Linked DNA regions of Homo sapiens: region 1 is linked to region 2. Evidence: chromatin contacts called from ENCODE Hi-C data. All regions are on one chromosome and are shown on one strand. Each heading gives the region's core, a stretch centred on a gene start or an enhancer-like site at or near the end of the contact. The rest is flanking DNA. Distances are from core to core; before and after follow the strand shown. Region 1 holds the start of LINC02392 (long intergenic non-protein coding RNA 2392). Region 2 overlaps LOC105369890 (a long non-coding RNA gene).

What was found. A loop is a pair of places that touch in the nucleus more often than their neighbours do. Pooled maps may share reads with other maps.
Region 1: a pooled map shows a loop between it and region 2 (2.4-fold over the local background). The contact joins the promoter of LINC02392 here to the enhancer-like site in region 2. A Hi-C loop is called at or near these places in 3 of 37 single-sample maps with no recorded cell type and 3 of 50 pooled maps.

Annotation. Positions count from the first base shown.
Region 1 is chr12:90,289,896-90,295,666 of GRCh38, forward strand. LINC02392 (long intergenic non-protein coding RNA 2392) reads left to right here and starts at 3,423. Exons shown (of 3, transcript NR_135018.1): 1 at 3,423-3,665; 2 at 5,462-5,597.
Region 2 is chr12:89,959,208-89,964,883 of GRCh38, forward strand. The region is part of intron 6 of LOC105369890 (a long non-coding RNA gene); the gene reads left to right. Among named protein-coding and RNA genes, the nearest start is that of LINC02399, 14 kb to the left of the region's middle. RefSeq lists an enhancer at 1,024-1,253. Within about 2 kb of position 1,609, at least 5 of the 41 ENCODE cell types and tissues checked have a DNase peak (open chromatin) inside an H3K27ac peak, as active enhancers do.

The DNA of each region.
Region 1 (5,771 bases), core at 2,173-4,672, 330 kb after region 2:
ACTAAGGAACTGACTTTTAAATTTTACTTAACTTGAATTAATTTAAATTTAAATAGCAACAAGTGGCTAGTAGTTACTGTATTGGATAGCACCCTTCTAGAATTGCCTGTTTAAAAATAGATTTTAATTCCTTGCTCAAATTCTTAATGTGTTTATTTTATTGACTATTTTATAGTTATTTTAAAGACTAAACCATCTGTTCTCTTTCTTTTGCCGGCTATTTTGTTGATTTCTTATATATTGTTCTCTTTTTTAGCATGATATATAATTTTTTATCAGATTTCTGAATTTGAGATGAAAAAATTGTAGATGTTCTAGATTATATTATCTCTCACCAAAGATAGTATAATTTTTATTTGTCAGTCAGATAAAAGACATTAGTACAAAAGACACCATTTTTATTCTCATCCCAAGCATTTATTAATTTTGTAGCCTTATGCAAAACATGCAACAGTCTTGAACCTGTTTCTTCATCCATAAATGGGATTCATCTTGCTTAAAGCAAAGATTGAAAGGTAAATAACCAATTTCTGAAATTTTTGGGAAATCTGCAAGGTAATATATGAGCCTAAAATTTATATGAATAATTCATTCATTCTGTATATATTCATCAATGTTTTCATAGCTTGCTTGAAAGTAAAAGCAGGATGTTGTTGGGTAAAAATTGTTTATACTATTTGTTACTCCATTTGTGTTGCTCTAAAAGGAATACCTGAGATTGGGTAATTTATAAAGAAAAGAGATGTATTTGGCTCATGGTTCTGGAGGCTATACATGAAGCACAGCACTGGCATCAGGTTTTGGTGAAGACCTCAGAAAGCTTACAATCAGAGCAGATTTTTTTTTTTTTTTTTTTTTTTTTGATATGGAGTCTCGCTCTGTCACCAGACTGAAGTACAGTGACACGATCTTGGCTCACTGCAACCTCTGCTTCCTGGGTTCGAGCGATTCTCCGGCCTCAGTCTCCCAAGCAGCTGAAACTACAGGTACGTGCCAACATGCCCAGCTAAATTTTGTGCATATATATATATAGTGGAAACGAGGTTTCACCATATTGGTCAGTATGGTCTCAATCTCTTGACCTTGTGATCTGCCCACTGGCCTCCCAAAGTGCTGGGATAACAGGTGTGAGCCACTGTGCCCTGCAAAGAGGGTGTCAGCATATTACAAGGCAAGATCGGGAGCAAGAGAGAAGAGGAAAGAGATATCACATCCTTCTTAAACAACCAGGTCTCGGGAACTCAGAGAAAGAACTCACTCATTACCATAAGAAGGGCACCAAGCCATTCATGAGGGATCTGCCCCCACAACCTAGACACCTCCCACCAGGCCTTACCTCCAACATTAGGGATCACATTTCAACGCGAGATTTGGAAGGCATGAACATCCAAAGTATGCTGCTATAACCAACAAGTTATTTTGTATTTATATGTGTGTTATGACTGTTTTTAATGGTCTTTGATAGAAAAAAAGTACCTGTTTTCTGAAGGCAATGAATGGTTATGAAATCAGCTATTAATATTCCTACAATAGCAAAGTGAGAGCACATTTCAGAGTCCCTGTAGTTGCACTCTTTGGTGCAGTTTCACAGCAGTAGAAAAGAATCTCAATGCTAGCCTGAATTTTTGGCCACAGCCCAGTTATTCTGGCACACATTGAAATCTCAAGACATCAAGAGAAACAAACTTTGGGACACTCAGTGGTACCATTTTTTAAAGCCAGATTCTTTTTCAGTGGGTTTTCACATTTCCTTATTCCAATCATTCCAATGATTGGACAAAAGAAAAATTGTTTTCTTATTTTGCACTTTATTAAGAGGAAAAAATTTCTTTTGTACTAAAAGCTTCTTTTTCCTGTAAACAGAATGATTAACTTGAGATTGTGCCAAATAATTTCTGAGTGTCTAGATAAGATTAAATGCCTTTATTTTGCTAAACTCATGTGTTGATATTTTCTCATTACTTTCTCTATTACTTAAGCCAAGAGGTTTTTATTAATCACTCACAAACTTGCATCTCTGCACTAAATTCTGGCAATACTTGGAATGCTTTGATGTCATATAGTATCTGAACAGAGCAATGTTCTTGATGGTATGTAGAATAATTGTAAAATAATTTTTATTTTTTCAAAAACAAAATTATCTTCAAAAGTGCCCACCTAGGGCACACTCTTTTTAACTTACATTCTGGCAAATAACTGATATTGACCATCCATTGCTCCTCAAAAGAAAAATGATTCCCTGTTAGACAGACTCTTAAGTTAAAAATACCTTTTAGGCATATACTTAAAGTCTCATTTCTTTTCCTATGTCCTCCACAATGTCTTTAATGTGCTTGATTTGGGTAATAACACCCAGCAGTCACGGAAGACAGAAACAGCCACCTTGATTACTCCCTCAGCATACTTATGCATGAACTGAGTCTTGATGCATGAACAAAAACACTTCAAGGTCATATTCCTTATCTCTCTAGGTTATTATTCTCTCTTAAGAGGAAACTACGATGCTTCCTCTCTTACCAGAATGATAATCGAGATATTAACACACGGCTTTGTCATAAATCCTAAACACAACTAAGTATAGATAAAGATCTACAACAGAGCAAAAATTCTCTAGCACTGGATACATACACAAACTATCCTAGGCAGTTTCTCCTAACAGCTGCTAAATTACTTCTATTAATTGCAGCTTCATAAAACTAAAGAAAAGAAAAGAAAAAGAAAGAAAACAACAAGGCTGTTTAATGGCATGCCTCTGTGTTACTACTTTTCTGTATGGTACACAGCAAAGCAATCAAACATTTGGACATTACAAATATCCTAGCAATCAATTTGATTTAAAATACTCTCCAAATGTAGATACTGCAAATGAAAAGACTCATTTCTTTTAGCCATTATTTCTAATGCTGCTAAAAAGATGCAGTTGGGGAAATGCTTATCAGAAGTACTAAATCAGCATTACAGATATATATCAAGGAACCAGATGAATCTACAATTGCAACCAATTTGTTTTTCAGACGAGGTTTTATTTTTTTTCAGACTTGATGGATGGCTGTTTTTTAAGAATAATATTTGTCTAGAATGGATTAACTCAGGAGAGTGATACAAATATACCCAAAAGAATGAAGAAGTGTAAGTGGAGAGTGGTATATATAAACTATATCCAGGAAGAAATGAAATAATCGAAAGGTCCATTTTATGCTTGACATTTAGAGAACAGCCCTCCAAATTTACATAGTGACAAGAATGCTGAACAAGGTCAGGACAATGGAAACTTCTTTGGCAGGATCTAGTTGTGATATCAATGGGGAAATGTCTTAAACCAGGTATCTCAACCTTAGTTCTATTGACATTCTGGGCTAGGTAATTCTTTGTTGTGAGAAACTGTTCTCTGTATTCTAGAATGCTTAGGAGCATTACTGACCTCTTCCAGTGCGATGCCAGTAGCACCCTCAACTGTGAAAATAAAAAATGTCTCCAGACATCGCCACTTGTTTCCTGAGGGCTAAATTACCAGTTGTTGTAAACTACTGTTTTACATACTTTTTGGTTTTTTAATCTCTAAAGAGAGGAGTTGTGAAAAGATGTGTCTTTTCCAGCTCTGATATTCTCTGACCTGTCCAGCTATGCTCACAAAATTGATGAGAAACTCTATCTGTTCTTATCAGGTAACACCAGAACTAGCCTTTTTATGTTCTCAACTTGCAGAAATTATAGCTAGTTTCCCCACACACAGTAAGGGAATTCCAACTGCATCTTGTGCCATATTTTGAGTTAAAATTTTACTTTGCTCGTTTTCATTCTTTATGCAGCATCTTCCGGATAGGGTGGTCAACTGTCTCAGTTACCTGAGACTTTCGTGGTTTTGGCATTGAAAGTCCTGTGTCCTGAAAAAGCCCTCGATCCTGAGGAAACAGATCACTTTCCTTCTATAACTATTTCCACATGGTTTTGCATGTGTGTAGATATGCGTATATACAAACATGTCATGAAGAATACTATAGTACTATTCTAATAGTGTTAGAATAGTATAGTAATAGAATAATATAGTACTCAGTTATCTTAATCTATTTTTTATTATTTTATTTTTAACATATTTTATGTTATCAAGTATTATTTAACTATATTATTTTAATGCATGATTATTATCTTATTCTATTAACGTACTACAGTTTATTGAATAATTTCCATATGATTAGACATTTATGCTCTTTCTAGTTTCTTTTAAAATAAAAAATCAATGCTCAATGAACATTCTAATAGTTACACATTTATGCATACCTTTTAAATATTTTTAAATTAAACATTTTAATTTTGAATAATTTAAAATATCCTACAGGATATAGATATATAACAACCCTGTATCTATTCTGTCATATTTAATTTACATTACAGAGTTAAAAAATAAATAGAAATGAAATTTAGCAAATTCAGCTGAAGTCTGTCCTCCCTACCTCCCCACGTGTACCCACTGTCCTTAAGAAAGTGTGTGCCATTCCCATCAATGACCCTGAACATTTGTCACATACTTAATTATCTACAAAAAGCAAAAACGATTCACCAGCATTGTACATTTCCTTTTGCATCTTGAGTTTTTGCCCAACATCATTTTTTAGAGATTTATCCATGTTGATAGATCTATATTATTAGCTATAACTGCTATATAATGTTCTGTTTCATGACTGAACTTTCATTTTTCCACTCATATTTAAAGACAATTACATTTTCAAATTATTTTGCTGTCACAAACAATGTTGCATTATTTGTATATGCACAAGTATATCTGTGTATATGCATCCTCATGTACAGCACAAAACTTCTGTAAGGTAAACAGATTTAGGAGGAAATGAGGATATGCATATCTTTAACTTCACTTCAGCTAGTTTTCTTCCTGAATGGTTATTCCAAATAACACTTTCGGAAGTAATGTACAAGAATTCTTGCTTCTCACTGCTTTCCTAAAACTTAATATTAGCAGACCTTATATTTTTTCCTTCTACTTCCTTTGAATATATAACCTATCCTTTGTGATTTTTCTTTTGGGGTTTATATTATTTATTTTTCTAACTTCTTCAGCAGATTCTTAGCTCATTAATTTTTAGTCCCTTTCTCATTTTATTATGCTCTTTTAAAAGTATGAATTTCTGATTAGTATTTTTGCTGGATATGACACATTATGATTTGTAGAGCTGTTATTAATCAGTTATAATTTTTTAGCAACTTTATTGAGGTAAAACTGACAATAAATGTCACATTTAAAAGTAGTCTTTTAATTTCAAATTTGTTTTATTTTAAACCATTTTTTATTTTTGATTTTTGTGGATATATAGTAGGTACGCAAATTTATTTATTTTTTTTTATAGTAAGACATTTAATTTTATTCCCTTTAATAAATGAGGAATGTGGTTTTATTCCTTCCATTGTCTGCTTCTAAAGTATAGATATAAACTTGTGTCTACTGCAGATGCAGATAAGAAACGTGGGAAGCCACAAGAAAGCCAAGTAGCCTGGGAAAAAGTGGTCATTGAGCCATGAGAAAAAATTAACATTTGATCCTGTTGGTGCCACCTGAAGGCAGAGATGGCTGAGGACCCCCGAGTGTAAGTCCAGAGAGCTCCCCTGCAGCCCCACCCTGACTTTCCAGGATGAGCCTTCTCTAGGAAGCCACTGCTCATTCGGAAAGTGAAGAACGCCTGTGTTTCCAACACCAACCCCAGCTCTGCTGACATCTCAGGATGGCAGGACCACGCGTGATGGAATACCAGGCAGGGGAG
Region 2 (5,676 bases), core at 359-2,858:
GTTTAGTATCATTAGTAGTAATAATGAGATTTCTTGCTTTAAGCAAATCCCTTATTTTAGAAGAAAAGTAAAATGTTAACTCTTAGGAATTATTATGCAATAACAAAGAGCAGTAAAATTTTATAGTGGTTGGACCAACTCCAGTGGCTTTCTGGTTTGTGAAAAGTTCAGTAAAAATTGAATAAATGGCTCACATAATGGGAAGTTTAAGTAATAAAATGGGGGGTAGGGTGGGGAGATGAGGCTTTCCCCCTTCCCTGCCGTGTACATAGTAGAGTTGCTGGTGATTTTTGCCTTAGGTTATAGTACTGTGCTCATTATAGGCATAGACAGATTATCATAATTATAAAAGTGCAAGTTTGGTGTAAAAAATAAAAAAAATACATGATGGTAGAGCCTCCGGGCTTAAAAAAAAAAACTTGGGATATCTTATTAAACGTATTGTTTTCCAACTAGTCTCATCTTTGCTCCCTTGGTGCTTAGAAAGAAAACTCCAAGTAGAATAATGATAACTACCATATGTTGGTTCTTACCATAAAGCTAAGAGCTAAGCAGTCTACATATAGGTGTCTCATTTGGTCTTCCCAACAGCACGATGAAAGACATATGTGAGGAAAGTAATGTACAGAGATGTTAGATGACTTGTTTAAGGTCACAGAGATGGTGAATTGTGGAGCCTGGGTTTGAATCTAGGTTAGTCTGACTCCTGAACTGCATTCTATGCCAGTGTATGAAAGAGTCTTCAGAAAACCACATAGTTTAATGTGAGAAAGTGAAGCTTTAAAAGAGATTCTAGTCCTTTCCAAGCTAAGTTTAATTTAGGGAGGCAGGGAGTGTGTACACTGTGCAGAAAATACAGTTCTTACCTGAGGGTATCACAGTCCCCATTCAGTTGACATTCAGCAGAAGATCAACTCAGTTGTTTGGCTATCTCAGTTCAGCAAGCTCTTCTAAGCCAGAGGTTGGAACATAAAAATGATTGAGACATCTCTCCGCCCTTGTGTCCAGTGGAGGGGCAGGTTACATAAATAGATGTTTGTGAAAATCAAAGTAGAAGCTCAGTCCTAGAGAACTCTGAGGATAGCCTGTGAGCTGCAAGTCTGAGGAAGCCGAAAGGAGAATGGTGAGTAATGGGAGTTTCCCTAGGGGTGACCAGCTTGTCTGGTTTGCCTGGGACTTCCCCAGTTTTAGTACTAAAAGTCCCACATCCTAGGTGATCCCTTAGTCCCTGGCAAACTGAAATGGTTGACCACATAAGTTTCTGCTGGTTTGGAGAATTGCTAATTTCCATTAGGGAACTGGGGGATTCCTAGTCAGTCCTTGTTGAGAAATTAATATTCATGAGCATCACCCTAAAAATGATAACCTAATCTTCTATGAGAAATATTTTGGTTAAGCAAGCTTGATTTGCTACTGTTTTCAATTGGGAGTTCAATAAATTTGCTTTGTTTTCTTGTGTGGTAGGAATCCATGTTGTCATCAGGGATCTTGCAAACTCAAGTGTGAAGACAGAGGCAATCCTGCATGGGTCCCATCAAGATAATGGGCACACAAACTGCTTGTGAGGGAGCAGACTGTTTAATGAATAAGGAATTAGGTTACACAGGCACCATGTTCAAAAGTCAGCTGGCAGAGTTTCAACAACCTCGTCATCACTAGAACAGTCCTGGGTGTGCAATCCTATAATGCCTGGGCAGGGTGACCAGGTTTAATGTACTCTTTTACAGCTCATGGGTATGGGGCTTATCACATGCTTCAGCAAGAGCACCCTTTTATTATTTTGAAACTTATAGTGTCACCTTAACGTTTTATGACAAGCCTTGTCCATCACATCACCACTATAAAAATGTCAATAACTTAGAGAGTTGCTTTTTCAAATATTTTGTCACATAATTAAAATTTTATTCTTCTTTTCACTTTTCCTTTTTTCCTCCCTTGAGAGCCCTTCTTTATTTTTCTTTTTTTCTTTCTTTTTTCTTTTCTTTTTTCTACCTCTCTGTCTTCCTTTCTCTTTTTCTTTCCCTTTCTCCCTCCATCTATCCTCTCCACTTTCTTTTATCCTTTCTTCCTTTTTGAAGGAAGAGGGGATTTTGATTCTCTTCAGATGCAACTCTCCTTCCCTGTCACATGCATCTTCTCAAAAACTTAAGCTAGGAGGGTGACTTGCTGAGACCTTAACTAGAGTTTTGTTTTCATTTCCGTACCAAGAAGTCTCCCTGAGTATCTTGCATCAAAGGAGGTAGATGAAAAGGGAGTTATTGGCCAAAAGAAATGGCATGCATCCTTCTTGCTCTTCTAAAGAATGTACAGGTCTTCGATGTTCTATGGCCTGGGTACATCCTGAGGGGCCCTTAAGTTCTAATATTGGTGATGAGAAATAGCATGATCTCTTTTGTGTTGGAATGAAAGAGAGGAGCTGGATTCTGAGGAGAATTGAAAGTTTTTGTCAATTTTGTTTTTTTGTTGTTATTGAAAAGAGGGGGAGGGGTTGGGGAGAGAAGGGAAAGACGGGCAGAGCTCGGGTAGTGGGACACTTCTAATACTTGAGTCCTATCCCTAAGTTAATTCTGATATCGTCAGTAGTTTCAGAGTTTCTAGGATCACTGACTCCAGAAAAGGGCTGCATCGAAGGTCCTCTTATGAATGCCTAGAGCAACTTGATTAGAAAATCCATCTTTATACCCCTTCTTGGAGACCTATTAGTAGTTCTGGCTGTCCCAACATAACAGCAGAATCCTACTCTGATCTGGGTTTCTGGAAGCCCCCTGTGAACCATCATACCCTGGATGACAAACTCCAGTAGCACTGGGGAGAGAGCACTTAATGACAAGTAGACCCCCGAAGGGCTATAGAAGGAGCTTGTTTATCTTAAATATGGGTGGGATGGGGGGGAAATGGGGCACTTTTGTACACCTTGAGAGATCTGTGGGCAGAAGAGACAGGCTACCTCTGTTACACACTAAGAACTGACAAGAATGAGACAATAAAACACTCCGTTACACACTAAAAACTCATAAGAATGAGCCTTTACACATATTGTCTGTGTTAGGAGTATATGGGAGACTGGCACCTACTAATGGAAAGGAAGAGTGGAAATTCTAGCTCTGTTGTCTTCCAGTAGCCATTTACCTGCCCTGTAAAGGTGGCTCTCAACTCAAGACTCAAGAGTCTCTGTTCTTGAGGTTCTTTTTGTTTGTTTGTTTTTGTTTTTTAATTTGTGATGTGATCTCTTTGAGTTTCTTAGTGTGATTCTTCTGTTTTGTAATTTAGGAAGCTGCTACACTTCTGGGGATGATAAATATTATTTAAATTAAAAATTACATTCAATTTTAAACTGACTTTTTAGAAAAATTCCATTTAAACCTCCCACCTCATATATAAGGATAGTTCCCACACTTGGGACCTGAACTTCCAATTGAATTCAGATGACTGAATGTATCCTGCAAATAATGCACAGAGCTTATGAGAAAAAGTCCAAACTCTCTCTGCCATGGGCGTGAACCGTTGAACCATGATACCTCATTACCTTCACACTCTGGTTACTGTTGGAAAAATTAGACTGCCTAACCAGTTTAACCAGACAGGCCTCCAGGAAGTGACCCTTTCTCCTCCCCTCTTACCCACTTAAAACCATAGATTCTTGATTACTTTTAAAGGAAGAAAATCAGTTCCTTGCCAAAGGATTTTATGACTGTGTTAACTAGTCAATAAACGAAGTGACTATGAAAAAGAACTTTTCCACCCCTCTACTGGAGAACAATGGAATCACCAATCATCATACAATAGTGATTTTACACTCACAATTTCAATTCTGCCAACAGCGGAGAATTTCTCCTTTGCCATAGGAACATGATTAAATTTTACTTAATTTCTCTGTAGGATGCCTGAGAAAAATACCACCTTGAATGAAGGAACATTTAAAATAAGCACTTTGAATAAATAGAATGTCTTTTTATAGGATCAAATATGTCCCATTTTGGAAAATAGCTAGGCACAAAATATTGGGTAGCTCTATCATTGAAATTTTGGTTTAGGAATGAAAAAAAAAGCATAGACAGTAGGGAAAAAGAAAAAAAAATTATTCCCCCCTTGCTGAAAATTTTACTGTGGGCAAAACTCCCATGTTTTTGATGGTAGTAAGACTCCAGTCTTGGGGCTTGGCTTGAAAAGTATGAAAAATAACCATAAAATAAAATATATTAGAATTAGAAATAATGGGAACATAGTGACTATGATTTAAGTCTTAAGTCCAAGTCTTGGGGCAAGAATATTTACTTTACTGAGCTGTGGTATAAGAAATACTAGCTCTCCCTGCTCCCCGCCAAAAAAGAAAAAAAAAACTTTATATTGATTTCCTTCAACTAATTCCTAGGATGCTGTCTTGAGTATTGTGCATGTACCCAAATTTGTTTGAGGTAGTAAAGTAGAAACTAATGCCATCTCATATATGGGAGAGGAAATGAATAAAACATAGAAATTCCTCCCTTTCTTTCTACCTACAGAGACATTTTCTTCCTGGGGTAATGTAATATCCAACTAAAACAGAGGCACAAACCAAAACCTAGGCCTGGGTCTGAGATACTATGAAAACAGTGCGGTAACATAAGCTTCTCACTGATAGTCCGAATACAAATATTTAAAAATTCAAATGGATAGTCAGGTTTTGTATCTATAAACACAACATTTGTTAAACATACAAGCATGCTATTAAAAATCACTGTACAAAAATATCGAATACTCATTCATCTTACTTTGAAACACTAATAACACTATTTATTGACATACTGGTTCTGTATTACATAAAGGGCAGGGATTATACTAAGGAAGAAGAGATAATAATGAAAATTTTATAAATGTTTTCTTAAAGGATCTGATCAAAATCAGTTTTTGCAAGGCTATAAATTAAAAAAAATTGGCAGAAGGAGTAGGCAAATTACAGTGTTCAGGAATTTTATTCTTCCGCCCTTGTTTTTCAGTGCTGAGAAGCACAATCACCCTCAACCCTGCAGGGAGATGGAATGCAATTCTTTTCTAGGCTTGAAAACTTCTAAAAATACTTTCAGTGCTATAATTTCTGTTTATAGATATATACCAAGAATAAAAATTAAATAAATTTAATGGCATCTCATCATATTGCAATGTATACAAACTATCTTGCAAAATATTCAAAGGTGGTTTATGATGGGGAAAAGAAACCTTTATGATGGCAATATATAGATAAGCAGAAGTAATTCAGAAAAAGCAAGTCAGACCAGACACAAAAAAACATCTTGGATTTGCTGACTATAAAAGTCATTATACTATACACTCTTTGAAGAAACTAAAAAGCCAGCAGTGGCTTTGATGAAGGGAATAGGGCATAAAAGTGAGAAAGGTGTAACATGGCTTGTCTTCCTTCTTGCCTTTTTTCATTTATTTATTTATTTATTTATTTATTTATTTATTTATTTATTTATTTTGAGACAGAGTCTCGCTCTGTTGCCCAGACCGGAGTGCAGTGGCACAATCTCGGCTCACTGCAACCTCTGCCTCCTGGGTTCAAGCGATTCTCCTGCCTCAACCTCCCAGGTAGCTGGGACTACAAGCATGTGCCATCACGCCTGGCTAATTTTTTATATTTTTAGTAGAGACGGGGTTTCACTGTGTTAGTCAGGATAGTCTCGATCTCCTGACCTC